Linked DNA regions of Homo sapiens: region 1 is linked to region 2. A link is a contact called in ENCODE Hi-C or POLR2A ChIA-PET data. All regions are on one chromosome and are shown on one strand. Each heading gives the region's core, a stretch centred on a gene start or an enhancer-like site at or near the end of the contact. The rest is flanking DNA. Distances are from core to core; before and after follow the strand shown.

The links. A loop is a pair of places that touch in the nucleus more often than their neighbours do. ChIA-PET counts read pairs that join two places held with the same protein, here RNA polymerase II (POLR2A). Pooled maps may share reads with other maps.
Region 1: a loop to region 2 is called in a pooled map, with 2.5 times the contacts of the local background. The contact joins the enhancer-like site here to the promoter of WDR18 in region 2. A Hi-C loop is called at or near these places in 39 of 168 maps with a recorded cell type or tissue (A673, B cell, CD14-positive monocyte and 29 more), 36 of 37 single-sample maps with no recorded cell type and 31 of 50 pooled maps. POLR2A ChIA-PET finds 5 or more read pairs at or near these places in 21 of 52 experiments (A673, B cell, BJ and 17 more).

Annotation. Positions count from the first base shown.
Region 1 is chr19:871,566-876,634 of GRCh38, forward strand. It overlaps MED16 (mediator complex subunit 16), which reads right to left. Exons shown (of 16, transcript NM_005481.3): 10 at 3,679-3,889; 11 at 1,884-2,017; 12 at 361-553. Among named protein-coding and RNA genes, the nearest start is that of CFD, 14 kb to the left of the region's middle. RefSeq lists an enhancer at 1-237. Within about 2 kb of position 1,251, at least 15 of the 41 ENCODE cell types and tissues checked have a DNase peak (open chromatin) inside an H3K27ac peak, as active enhancers do; they include CD4-positive, alpha-beta T cell, CD8-positive, alpha-beta T cell, OCI-LY7 and 5 more, where a contact is called at or near this core.
Region 2 is chr19:978,529-985,608 of GRCh38, forward strand. WDR18 (WD repeat domain 18) reads left to right here and starts at 5,817. Exons shown (of 10, transcript NM_024100.4): 1 at 5,817-6,035. The coding sequence starts at 5,826. RefSeq lists enhancers at 1,537-2,127, 2,078-2,222, 5,411-6,352, 5,777-5,926, 5,957-6,136, a cis regulatory region at 2,143-2,156 and silencers at 4,083-4,472, 5,637-5,726.

The DNA.
Region 1 (5,069 bases), core at 1-2,500, 110 kb before region 2:
CATACACACAACCCGACAAGGAGAGACAGCAAACAGGTGCCTGGAAGTGGCTGCCATCCCAAAAGCACCCACACAGAGCATGGACCTGTGCTAGGAACTGGGGAAATAGCAGATATCAAGGCAGAGCCACTGCCACCTGCAGGGGCTTATGTTCTGGCGGGGGGCTCAGGCAGGACTTGTGTTTTGGTAGGGAGAGGGGAGCGGGGAGAGGGGAGAGGGGAGAGCGGGGAGAAGGGAGAGCGGGGAGAGGGGAGAGCGGGGAGAGGGGAGAGCGGGGAGAGGGGAGAGCGGGGAGCGGGGAGCGGGGAGAGGGGAGAGCGGGGAGCGGGGAGAGGGGAGGGGCGGGCGGGGGTGCCTCACAGCAGATCCAGAGCTTGGTGAGCAGGCGGAAGAGCAGGGACATGCTGTCCTGGGTATCCGAGGTGGCCGTATACACGGGCAGGCAGCTGGGCTTCAGAAGGCCCCAGATGCGGATGACCACCATCAATTCCCGAAGCATGCCCAGCGAGGTGCCGTCCCGCAGAAAGCTGTGGCCCGGCCTCAGCAGGGAACCCTGCCCGAAAGAGGCATCGGTGTGGCTGGGGCGGCGGGGGGCAGATGGCGATGGGATGAAGTGTCTTGGGGTCGGTGGAACCCCGACCGGGGGGCAATGGGCAGGGTCTGGGACATTTGTGGTGGTCAGGACTGGGGTGCTTCTGGCACCGAGTGGGTGGATGCCGGGGACGCTGCTCAGAGCCCTGCAGGGCCCAGGACAGCCCCATTTGCAGAGTCGTCCCATCCCTGAGAGTCCACAAGACTAAGACGAGGCTCTGGCTGAGGCCAATATCCCCACCTGCACGTGGAGGAGCAGCCGCCCCCTCCTACAGCTGCGGGCCCGGGCCCCTGGTGACTGTACTGGGAGCTGAGAGGACCAGGGAAGGGAGGCCCCAGGGGTGGCCCCTGGCAGCCTAAAGCCCCACAAAAAGAAGAGAGGGACTTCAAACCGTCCGTGATGGGCGCGGTGGAGAAGGGCGGGCCCCAGGGCAGGATGAAGCCGGGTGGGTGGGGCAGAAGAAATCACAGCTGGGGCAGGACAGAGTGTACCGGCGGGGGGGTGGGGGCGAGGTTGGAGCCCTGGTCAGGGGCGCACAAGCCGCAGAACTGAAGGTGGAGGTGTGGATGGAGACTTGATTTCAAGGCCGCCCACCCCAGGCGCAGGGAGCTGGGGAGGGTAAGGGGTGGGGGCAGCAGCAGCAGAAGCAAGGCGAACCGGCCTTCGTGTAGGGGTGGGGCTGAGAAGGAGCAGGGCCTGGGAGGCGGGGCTTTGAGAATGGGCAGGAAGGGTGTGGCCAAGGAAAGGCTTCTTACAGCAGAGGCTTCATGGAGAGGAGGGCTCCGAGGTGGGGGAGGGCTCCGAGGTGGGGCAGGGCTCCGAGGTGGGGGAGGGCTCCGAGGTGGGGGAGGGCTCCGAGGTGGGGCAGGGCTCCGAGGTGGGGCAGGGCTCCGAGGTGGGGCAGGGCTCCGAGGTGGGGGAGGGCTCCGAGGTGGGGGAGGGCTCCGAGGTGGGGCAGGGCTCCGAGATGGGGCAGGGCTCCGAGGTGGGGCAGGGCTAGGAAGTGGGGCAGGGCTAGGAAGTGGGGCAGGGCTAGGAAGTGGGGGTTTAAGAAGAGACAGACTCAGGAAGTGGGACTCCAAGTAGGGGTGGGACTCCAACCAGGGGCGGGGCTGAGGTGGGACTCCAAGCAGGGGCGGGACTCCAAGTAGGGGCGGGACTCCAAGTAGGGGCGGGACTCCAACTAGGGGCGGGGCTGAGGTGGTTTTGAGGGGCAGGGGCAGGGAAGCGGGGTCCTGATGAGATGGGGGCCCAGGTGGGGGGCGGGGCCTTAGGGGAGAGCATGGCGCACCTGGTTGGGTAGGCTGGCCAGCAGGTACAGCACGAAGTCGCCCACCCACTGCAAGAGCTGCTGCAGCGCCTGCAGTGTGTTCATGTCCAGCACAAATTCCTCCGTCTTGAGGTTGATCATGACCTTGTCAATGTCTACAAGGAGACGTGGGTCGGGTCAGCTCGGGCCTCTTGTACACACAGGGTGACCTAACTGCACCCCTCGGTCCTTCGACCTGCACTGAGTGCCCACCCAGTACCAGGACACAAGGGGACCCACACCGGGAACGAGAAGGGGGCGATGGCGTTGCCGGACGGAGAGGAACTGGGAGCCCACTGCCTGCCCCCCCCCGGGGGCCGCTGTGCTCAGCACCAACCAGCTTCTCTCGGCCTGCAGGCCTTGGCGTGGGCAGGTCCCCATGCCAGGGCCACCAGTGCTCAGGCCCGGCCTGCTGGTGCACATCTGCCCCCTGCTCCGAGGTGAACTCTGTGAACACAGGGGCATGTCCACAGCGTGCAGCTGCAGCCACCCCCGGCTGGCAGCTGGCGGCGGTTACACACCCAACAGATGCCTCTCGGATGGTGACTAGGGTGGTCCCACAGAACTAACCATGACTGTGCACACGGCTCCCAGCTACCAGGAGTGCCACGTGTCCACACTCAACCGGGTACTCCAGACAAACGATAACCCTAAATTTTTTTTTTGAGACAGAGTCTCACTCTGTCGCCCAGGCTGGAGTGCAGTGGGGTGATCTCAGCTCACTGCAAGCTCCGCCTCCCGGGTTCACGCCATTCTCCTGCCTCAGCCTCCCGAGTAGCTGGGACTACAGGCGCCCGCCACCACGCCCGGCTGATTTTTGTATTTTTAGTAGAGACGGGGTTTCACCGTGTTAGCCAGGATGATCTCGATCTCCTGACCTCGTGATCAGCCCGCGTTGGCCTCCCAAAGTGCTGGGATTACACACGAGTCGCCACGCCCAGCAACCCTAATTTTTAAAAGAAACAGCCTGCCAGGCACAGTGGCTCACGCCTGTAATCCCAGCGCTTTGGGAGGCAGAGGCGAGTAGGACACCACGTGCTGGGTGAGCCTGGGCAAGCTGCTTAGCCTTTCTGCCTCAGTCCCCTTACGGCAAAACGGAAGGAGGAGCAGACCTGCCTGCACAGGACCCGGGTGCCGGGTGTCGGCCTGGGAGCGTCTCAGCCCCCAGGAGTAGAGAGAGGTGAAAGGATCGCTTGAGCTCAGGTGGTCAAGACCAGCCTGGGCAACACAGTGAGACCCTGTTGCTACAAAAAATTAAAAACCGGGTGTGGTGGCACGTGTCTGTAATCCCAGCTACTCCAGAGGCTGAGGCGAGATTGCTTGAGCCCAGAAGGCAGAGGCTGCGCTGAGCTGGGACTGCGTCACCGTGCTGCAACCTGGATGACACAGTGAGACCGTCTCTAAAAGCCTGGGTGTGGTGTAATCCCAGCCTTTAGGCTATATCCCAGCACTTTAGGAGGCCGAGGCGGGCGGATCATTTGAGGTCAAGAGTTCGAGACCAGCCTGGCCAACATGGTGAAACCCCGTCTCTACTAAAAATACAAAAAATCAGCCGGGCGTGGTGGCACGTGCCTGTAATCCCAGCTACTTGGGAGGCTGAGGCAGGAGAATCACTTGAACCAGAGAGGCGGAGGCTGCAGTGAGCTGAGATCGCACCACTGCACTCCAGCCTGGGCAACAGAGTAAGACCCTATCTCAAAAGAGTAAAAAAAATAAATAAAAATAAAATAAATAGATGAAAGAAACCTCGAGGCCCCGGGCGTGGAAAAGGACCCACCGACGTCGGTGATCTTGGTGCAGATCTCGGTCAGCCGGTCGCCGGGGCTCTTGTCAGGCGTGTTGAGAAAGTGGGGGCGCAGCAGCGACTTCAGGGTGGAGCTGATGGCGATGAGGAAGAGCTTGGTGTGGTAGTCGCACACGCGGGTCACCGTGCAGGGCGACAGCTTGCAGAGCGAGGCCTTCATGGCCAGGATCCGGGTGGAGAGGACCTGAGGGCAGGAAGCCAGGTCACCCCAAGGGGCCGGAGCAGAGGCGCCCGCCAAGGCTCCAGCTGAGGAGAAGAGCAGTTCGACTCTGACACCAGGCGCTCGGTCAGCTGGGCAAGCTGCTTCGCCTCTGCACCTCAGCAACCTCATGGCAAAACAGGTGCGGAAGACCAGGCGCACAGGACCAGGTGCTGGGTTCTCAGCTGGGAGCGGCTCTGCCTCTGGTGGGGGCCCCTGGTGATGTCTGGAGATATTTTTAGTTGTCACCACTGGGGGTGCCCCTGCCAAGTAACGGGTGGAGGCTGGGGAGGCTGCTCAACAGGACACCCCCATCCCAGAGGCTGCTCCAGCCCCCGATGTCTGTGGTGCCTACGGGGAGACCCTGGTCTAGAGAGAATGAATGAATGAGCTGAAGCATTTTGGGAGGCTGAGGCTGGAGGATTCCTGGAGGCTGGGAGTTGGAGAGCCTGTGCAACGTAGGACACCCCATCTCTACAAAAAATAGAAACAACTAAAAACAAAAATGAAACGCTTGGCACACAGCGACGGCCCAAGGAGGGAGAGGGCGAGGTCTCGCCATCACTAGCGCTGTCACTGGCTACGGATCCCAGCCACGCTGGGGTTTAGCCTCGCAGCCCCCGCCTGGGTCTCACGCGTTTCTCGGCAGGCTGTGCCGTGAATGGGATTTTTTTTTTCCCATTTTATCTTCGTATTGGTTTCTGATGGCACAGAGGAAAACAAGTGAAGCTCAGAGGGCTGGTCCCACGTGCAGCTGCCGGCTGAGCTCGTTAGATCTGAGGTCCTTCGAGGACACTCTGGGATTGCAGGCACATAACCACACCACTGCAAGGGACCCTTCTGGCACGTGGGCCTCCGTATCCGCTCCCTCCTCTCCTTCCGACGGGCGGGTCTCTGTGTGTTCATCTTCTGACCGTGTTTGCTGAGGCCTCACACCACAGGGCCACCGGGTGTGCATCCTGGTACCCATCACATTCTGAGAGGATGGCTTAGAAAGATACCTCCAGACTGGGAACACTGGAGAGGGGAGCCGTCCAGGGGGGATCAGGCCTTACCTGTGGGGCTTAACGTGTTACAGAAGAAACTTCCCAGGTAAGGAAGGAAACTGCTTCTCTGAGGTGCAGCTTTCCTGGACGGGCCTCTGGGAGCACACCCCACACGCAGC
Region 2 (7,080 bases), core at 4,567-7,066:
GGCCACACAGGGCCAGCCGGGACCCTGTCTCTTAAAAATAATAATAAAAGGCCGGGCACGGTGGCTTACGCCTGTAATCCTAGCACTTTGGGAGGCCAAGGTGGGTGGATTGCCTGAGCTCGGGAGTTCGAGACCGGTCTGGGCAACATGGCAAAACCCTGTCTCTACTAAAATAAAAAAAATTAGCTGGGCGTGGTGGTGTGCACCTGTAGTCCCAGCTTCTTGGGAGGCTGAGGCAGGAGAATTGCTAGAATCTGGGAGGCAGAGGTTGCAGTGAGCTGAGATCAACCCACTGCACTCCAGCCTGGGTGACAGAGCAAGACTCCATCTCTAAAAACATTAATTAGGCCGGGCGTGGTGGCTCATGCCTGTAATCCCAGCCCTTTGGGAGGCCGAGGCGGGTGGATCACGAGGTCAGGAGATCGAGACCAGCCTGGCCAATATGGTGAAACCCCGTCTCTACTAAAAATACAAGAAATTAGCTGGGCGTAGTGGCGGGCGCCTGTAGTCCCAGCTACTCAGGGAGGCTGAGGCAGGGGAATGGCATGAACCCAGAGGCGGAGCTTGCAGTGAGTCGAGATCACGCCACTGCACTCCAGCCTGGGTGATAGAGCGAGACTCCGTCTCTAAAAACATTAACTAATTAATTAATTAAAAATTAAAAAATAAAAGGCCTCTCGTTCTTAGCCCACAAACCCAAAGAAAGTGGTATTGCAACGTTTTCCCAGGAAAGGGTTTCCTGGGCCGCCTAACCCACTGTCCACCCTCCCATTGCCCACGCCCAGGGGACGTGACTGGAGGAGGGTCAGCGTGGCTGGAGGTGGACAGGCCCAGACTCAGCTGCCCGGCCTCCCGCGCACCATCCTGGCCGAGGCTGGCCGGGACACGTCCCTCCCCAGGGCTGTGTTGGAGGCGAGGGACCAACAACACCCCCACACCTGTCCCAGCCGGTTGGTTCCTGAAACCCACGTTAGACCCTGGCCCCGGAAGGGAAAATGGCATTTTCCATTCCAGCCAGAAATGAGTCTGCCAAACCCTGCGTCCCGGAGATGGAGTCCCACTCACTGCCTGGAGGAGCCCGCCGGCCCCAGGGAGAGGAGGGAAGAACCCTGGGAAAGCCCCCACCCCAAACTGGATCGTCAGGCCCTGCTTGTTCACCCGCAGCTGAGGGCCTCAGAGGCGGGGAGTCAGGGAGGGGGTGCACCTCTGAGTTCCCCAGCCTGGGAGGGAGGGACTCAGCCCCCAGCTCTCCCCAGCCAGGGAGGGACTCAGCCCCCCACCTCCTCCCCAGGCCCCCACCTCTCCCCAGCCAGGGAGGGACTCAGCCCCCCACCTCCTCCCCAGGCCCCCACCTCCCTCCCCAGCCAAGGAGGGACTCAGCCCCCCACCTCCTCCCCAGGCCCCCACCTCCCTCCCCAGCCAAGGAGGGACTCAGCCCCCCACCTCCTCCCCAGGCCCCCACCTCCCTCCCCAGCCAAGGAGGGACTCAGCCCCCCACCTCCTCCCCAGGCCCCCACCTCCCTCCCCAGCCAGGGATGGACTCAGCCCCTCACCTCCTCCCCAGCCCAGGAAGGGCCCAGCCACCCCCTAGCCTCTCAGAGCCCAGCCACCTCCCTGGGCCGCCTGCTAGGTGCTTGCTAGGAGGGCGGGAGGCTCCCGGAGGTGAAGCTCAAACCCTCCTCTGATAGCCGATTTTCGGAGCCAGCCAAGAGTCCAGACTGGAGAGGCGGCGGCTGAGACGCTTCCAAAAGCAGAGGGCTACCAGAGCCGGCTGCTGCTCTCCCCACTGGCATAGGTAATGATGGGGCTGCCGCGGGACGGCCGCAGCTGCTGGGTCTGTGGGGCCAGGACCGGGGCAGCCAAGCCGACTGGGGTCTGGCTGGGTTCATCAGTGCCTGCAAACTGGCGGTGCTCCATAAATGTGCAGGGGATGGAGAATGAGGGCCTTACACCCCGAGGGGAACGTTCCTGCCTCTGTGCCTCAGTTTCCCCTTCCTGGTTACCCCCCCTTCACAACCTCCAGCTGGCACCAACGAGATCCGGCCGCTGGGTGGTCTGGAGATGCCCCCAAAGTGTGGCTTCTGTCCCCTGCTCCAACACGATTAGTCTGTCCTCATTCCAGGAACCAGGCTGGGGGCGGGGTGACCTCTGACCTCACACTGCAGCCTGGCCTGGCCACGTCCCCAGGGAGGGGAGGAGGGGAGGAAGGCCTGGCTCGGGCTGGGCCGCAGCAGGAGGCCTGTGAGAAGGTGGAGACTGTAGTCCATCGACTTCCTGCTGCCCCTGCCCTCTCCTGCCTGTGGCAGCAGCCCACACCTGCCCGGTCTGCTGGGTGTCCTGGAACCCGGGAATTTAAAAACTTCCAGGCTGGGCCAGGCGGTGGCTCATGCCTGTAATCCCAGCACCCTGGGAGGTCGAGGAAGGAGGATGGTTTCAACCCAGGAGTTCAAGACCAGCCTGGGCAACACGGCGAGAGCCCCTATCTATGAAAAATTAAAACGCTAGTCAGGTGTGGTGGTGTGCACCTGTGGTCCCGGGAGGCTAAGGTGGGAGGATCGCTTGAGCCCTGGAGGTTGAGGCTGCAGTGAGCTATGACGGTACCACTGCACTCCAGCCTGGGCGACAGGGCCAGACTCTGTTAAGAAAAACTAAAAATGAACCAGGCGCAGTGGCTCACGCCTGTAATCCCAGCACTTTGGGAGGCTGAGGCGGGCAAATCACGAGGTCAGGAGTTTGAGACCAGCCTGGCCAACATGGTGAAACCCCGTCTCTACTAAAAATACAAAATAAATTAGCCGGGCATGGTGGCACATGCCTGTAGTCCCAGCTACTCCGGAGGGTGAGGCAGGAGAATCGCTGGAAACCAGAAGGCGGAGGTTGCAGTGAGCTGATTGTGCCATTGCACTCCAGCCTGGGCAACAAGAGCAAGACTCAATTTCAAAAGAAAAAAAGAAAAAGAAAAATGAAAAAAAAGGCCAGGTGCGGTGCCTCACGCCTGTAATCCCAGCACTTTGGGAGGCTGAGGCAGGTGGATCACCTGAGGTCAGGTGTTCGAGACCAGCCTGGCCAACATGGTGAAACCCCGTCTCTACTAAAACTACAAAAATTAGCCGGGCGTGGTGGTGAACACCTGCAATGCCAGCTATTCAGGAGGCTGAGGCAGGAAAACCACTTGAAGCCAGGAGGCGGAGGTCGAAGTGAGCTGAGATCACGCCACTGCACTCCAGCCTGGGCAACAGAGTGAGATCCACCTCTCCTGCTTGTCTACAAAAAACAAAAATAAATAAAGTAAAAATTAAAACAAGGCCAGGCACAGTGGCTCATGTCTGTAATCCCAACCCTTCGGGAGGCCAAGGTGGGAGCATCATTTGAGCCCGGGAGTTTAAGACCAGCTGGGCAATAAAGCAAGACCCTGTCGCTGCAAAAAAAGAAAAAAAAAAAGCACAAAATTAGTTGAGTGTGGTTCCTATGGTTCCAGCTACTCGGGAAGCTGAGGTGGGAGGATGGCTTGAGCCCAGGAATTGGAGACTACAGTGAGCCATGATTGCACGATTCTCCTGCCTCAGCCTCCCGAGTAGCTGGGATTACAGGCATGCACCACTGTGCCCAGCTAATTTTTGTATTTTTAGTAGAGACGGGTTTCACCTTGTTATCCAGGATGATCTTGATCTCGTGATCCACCCACCTCGGTCTCCCAAAGTGCTGGGATTACAGGCCGGAGCCACCACGCCCCGCCGATTTTTTTAAATAATGTTTTTTAAATAATGTTGGAGGCCGGCCTCAGTAGCTGACGCCTGTAATCCCAGCACTTTGAGAGGCCGAGACGGGCAGATCACCTGAGGTCAGGAGTTCGAGACCAGCCTGGCCAACGTGGTGAAACTCCGTCTCTACTAAAAATACAAAACTTAGCTGGGCGTGGCGGCTCACACCTGTAATCCCAGCTACTCGGGAGGCTGAGACAGGAGAATCGCTTGAACCCGGGAGGCAGAGGTAGCAGTGAGCCGAGATCGCACCATTGCACTCCAACCTGGGCCACAGAGCAAGACTGTCGCAAAATAAAGAAAGAAAATAAAAATGAGGTTGGAGGAAACTCTGGAGGCACAGCAGGTCCTTGGATTGGACTCCCTCCCTCCCTCCCAGGATAAAATGAAATCCAGGCCTCGTTCACACGGCCCTGCACGGCCCGGCCCCGCTCCGTGGTCCTGCCCCAGGGCCTTCGCACGGGCCTGCCCCGCACACGGTTCTCTGGGGGTCGCTGGCTCCCCGCTCAAACGGCCCCTCCTGCCGACCAGGCGGGTCCCCGGGGCCGCCCTCCCTCTGGCCTGGGCTCGGGGTCGGTGGCTCGCGCCTGCCACCTGGCGGCCAGCGGGGCTGCGGCGCCGCACGCTCTGGCACCAGCCTCCTGCCCCGGCCGTGCCCTCCGCCGGGAGCCGCGGACCAGGAGTCGCACCGCCTCCGGGGACCGCACCCCGCATGCAGCCTCCAGCCCCTGCCTCTTGCTGCTCGAGGGCACACGACCCAGGTCAGCTGCAACCCCCGGGCGGAAATCCCGACTTTTAAATGAATGCTCCCTTTTTATCCCTTTTTAAGGGGTTGGCAACTAATTGCACATTTTAAATCATACTGTTTTTAGGCCGGACGTTGTGGCTGAAGCCTGTAATCCCAGCGGTTTAAGAGGCCAAGGCCTAAGCCCAGGTGTTGGAGACCAGCCTGAGCAACACAGTGAGACCCCCCATCTCTACTAGATATATATTTAGTATAAATAAATAATAGATATATGTTTTTCTTTGAGACAGAGTCTCATTCGCCCAGGCTGGAGTGCCTGGGATCTCGGCTCACTGAGACCTCCGCCTCCCGGGTTCAAGCGATTCTCCTGCCTCAGCCTCCCACCACGCCCGGCTTTTTGTACTTTTTGTAAAGACGGGGTTTCGCCATGTTGGCCAGGGTAGTCTCGAACTCCTGATCTCAGGTAATCCACCCACCTCGGCCTCCCAAAGTGCTGGGATTACAGGCCTGAGCCAAAGCGCCCGGCCTTTTTTTTTTTTTGAATGCCGTTTTCAGACATGGTCCGTGACGGGCAGCCGTGACATGAAGTTAGACCCTGCTTGGCTCGGACAGAACTGGCGACTTGTTTGACCTACACCAAGCTATCCGACTAATAATTTAGATGTTGAGGCCCCTAAAGAGGGGTCAAGGGGGAGGCAGATGTCGACCAATAAGGAAACACTGGGCCGGGCGCGGTGGCTCACGCCTGTAATCCCAGCACTTTGGCAGGCCGAGCTGGGAGGATCACTTGAGCTCAGGAGTTCGAGGCCAGCCTGGGCAGGACAGTGAGACCCTGGCTCTACAAAACTAAATAAATAAGGAAGCAGTGAATTCCAATGTATTCATCGCCAACTAGCCATGTTGCTGGGTGTGCGCTCTCTCTTTTAGGCGCAATGTGTCATTTAGGCCTGTGACGTCGGAACTTTATTATTTGAACATTTAAAAATAAATGAATCCAAGAGCTTGAGTCACTTGGCCAAAAATGCCCAGGAGGAAAAGGCCAAGTCAGGTACCCCGGCTCTAGAGCTACTAACTGATCGCCGGAGACCCTGGGCCTTGGAAGAAGTCGCCTCCCCAGATCTCTAAGCAGGCCGCGCGACCCTCGAGTCTCAGGTAAGCGGGAAATCCCACTTCACAAGAAAGCCCCTCTCTCCGAGGCACGGGCGCATGCGCGGGTCGGCCACCCGCTGGGGCCGCGGGGCCGCCGCTCTGGCCCGCGTGGGGCAGTCGTCCGCGTCTCGCTCATGATGACGCACGTCCGGGGCGGTGGGGAAGGCAAGATGGCGGCGCCCATGGAGGTGGCCGTGTGTACGGACTCGGCGGCCCCGATGTGGAGCTGCATCGTGTGGGAACTTCACTCGGGCGCCAACCTGCTCACCTACCGCGGCGGCCAGGCGGGACCCCGCGGCCTGGCGCTGCTCAATGGCGAGTATCTGCTGGCGGCGCAGCTGGGCAAGAATTACATCAGCGCCTGGGAGCTCCAGCGGAAGGTGCGGCGGTGCGGTCTCGCTGCTGGGGTCATGGGGCGCCCGAGGCTGAAGTCGGGGGATGGGTTGGTGGGGGCCGCGTGCACCCTTAGTCGGAATTGGCGTGGGGAGGGGAGGTGGTCTCCGTTCGGGCGCTCTGCGCATGCGCGGGTCTGGGGGCTTTGGGGAGATACGTGCGACCTGTTAGGCCGCTCTGCGCACGCGCGGGGCTCAGGCCTGAGCTGCTATGGGGGCAGTGGGGGAAAATGGGAGACGCTCCGGGGGGTCCCTTGGGGCAATTGCGCATGCACGAGTTCTTGGAGCGCGAAATTTGATTAAAAGGGGCCTATGAGCTCTGTGGATGTTGTGGTTCTGGAGGAAAAGGGAGAAGGACCAAGGTCTGGGGGAGTCTCCCATGAAGGGGTGGCGCAGGAAACTCATGTTTATTCCTCCAATAAAGCAACAGATACTCACCGTCGCCCACAGTTTCCCCTCTACTCCCAAGCCCAAATGCAGCCAGTCCCTGAAGCTACTCGCTTCCCCCGTGTGCCCGCTGAGATCTCTTGGGACTGGCTCTGTGCTCCAGCATTGCCTGATGGAGTCTACACACAACTCATAAATTTCTCCCATTTTATTTTAGTTTTGAGACAGGGTCTCACTCTGTCGCTGAGGCTGGAGTGCAGTGGTGCGATCTCGGCTCACTGCAGCCTCTGCCTCTAGGGTTCAAGCGATTCTCGGGCCTCAGCCTCCTGAGTAGCTGCAACTACAGGCCCGCACCAACCACCACACCCGGCCCACATTTGTATTTTTTGTAGAGGCAGGGTTTCACCATGTTGGCCAGGCTGGTCTCGAACTCCTGACCTCAAGTGATCTGCCCACCTCAGCCTCCCAAAGTGCTGGGATTACAGCCGTGAGCCACCACGCCCGGCTGAGTTTTCCCATTTTAGAGAGGAGGAAGCTGAGGCTTGGGGTCTTAGGTTGGACATTATGGATAGAAGGATTGGGGCACAAGCCTACTGGGCTCTTGGGCCCCAGTGTCCTTCTGGATCCTCTTTGTTCTGTTCCTGTA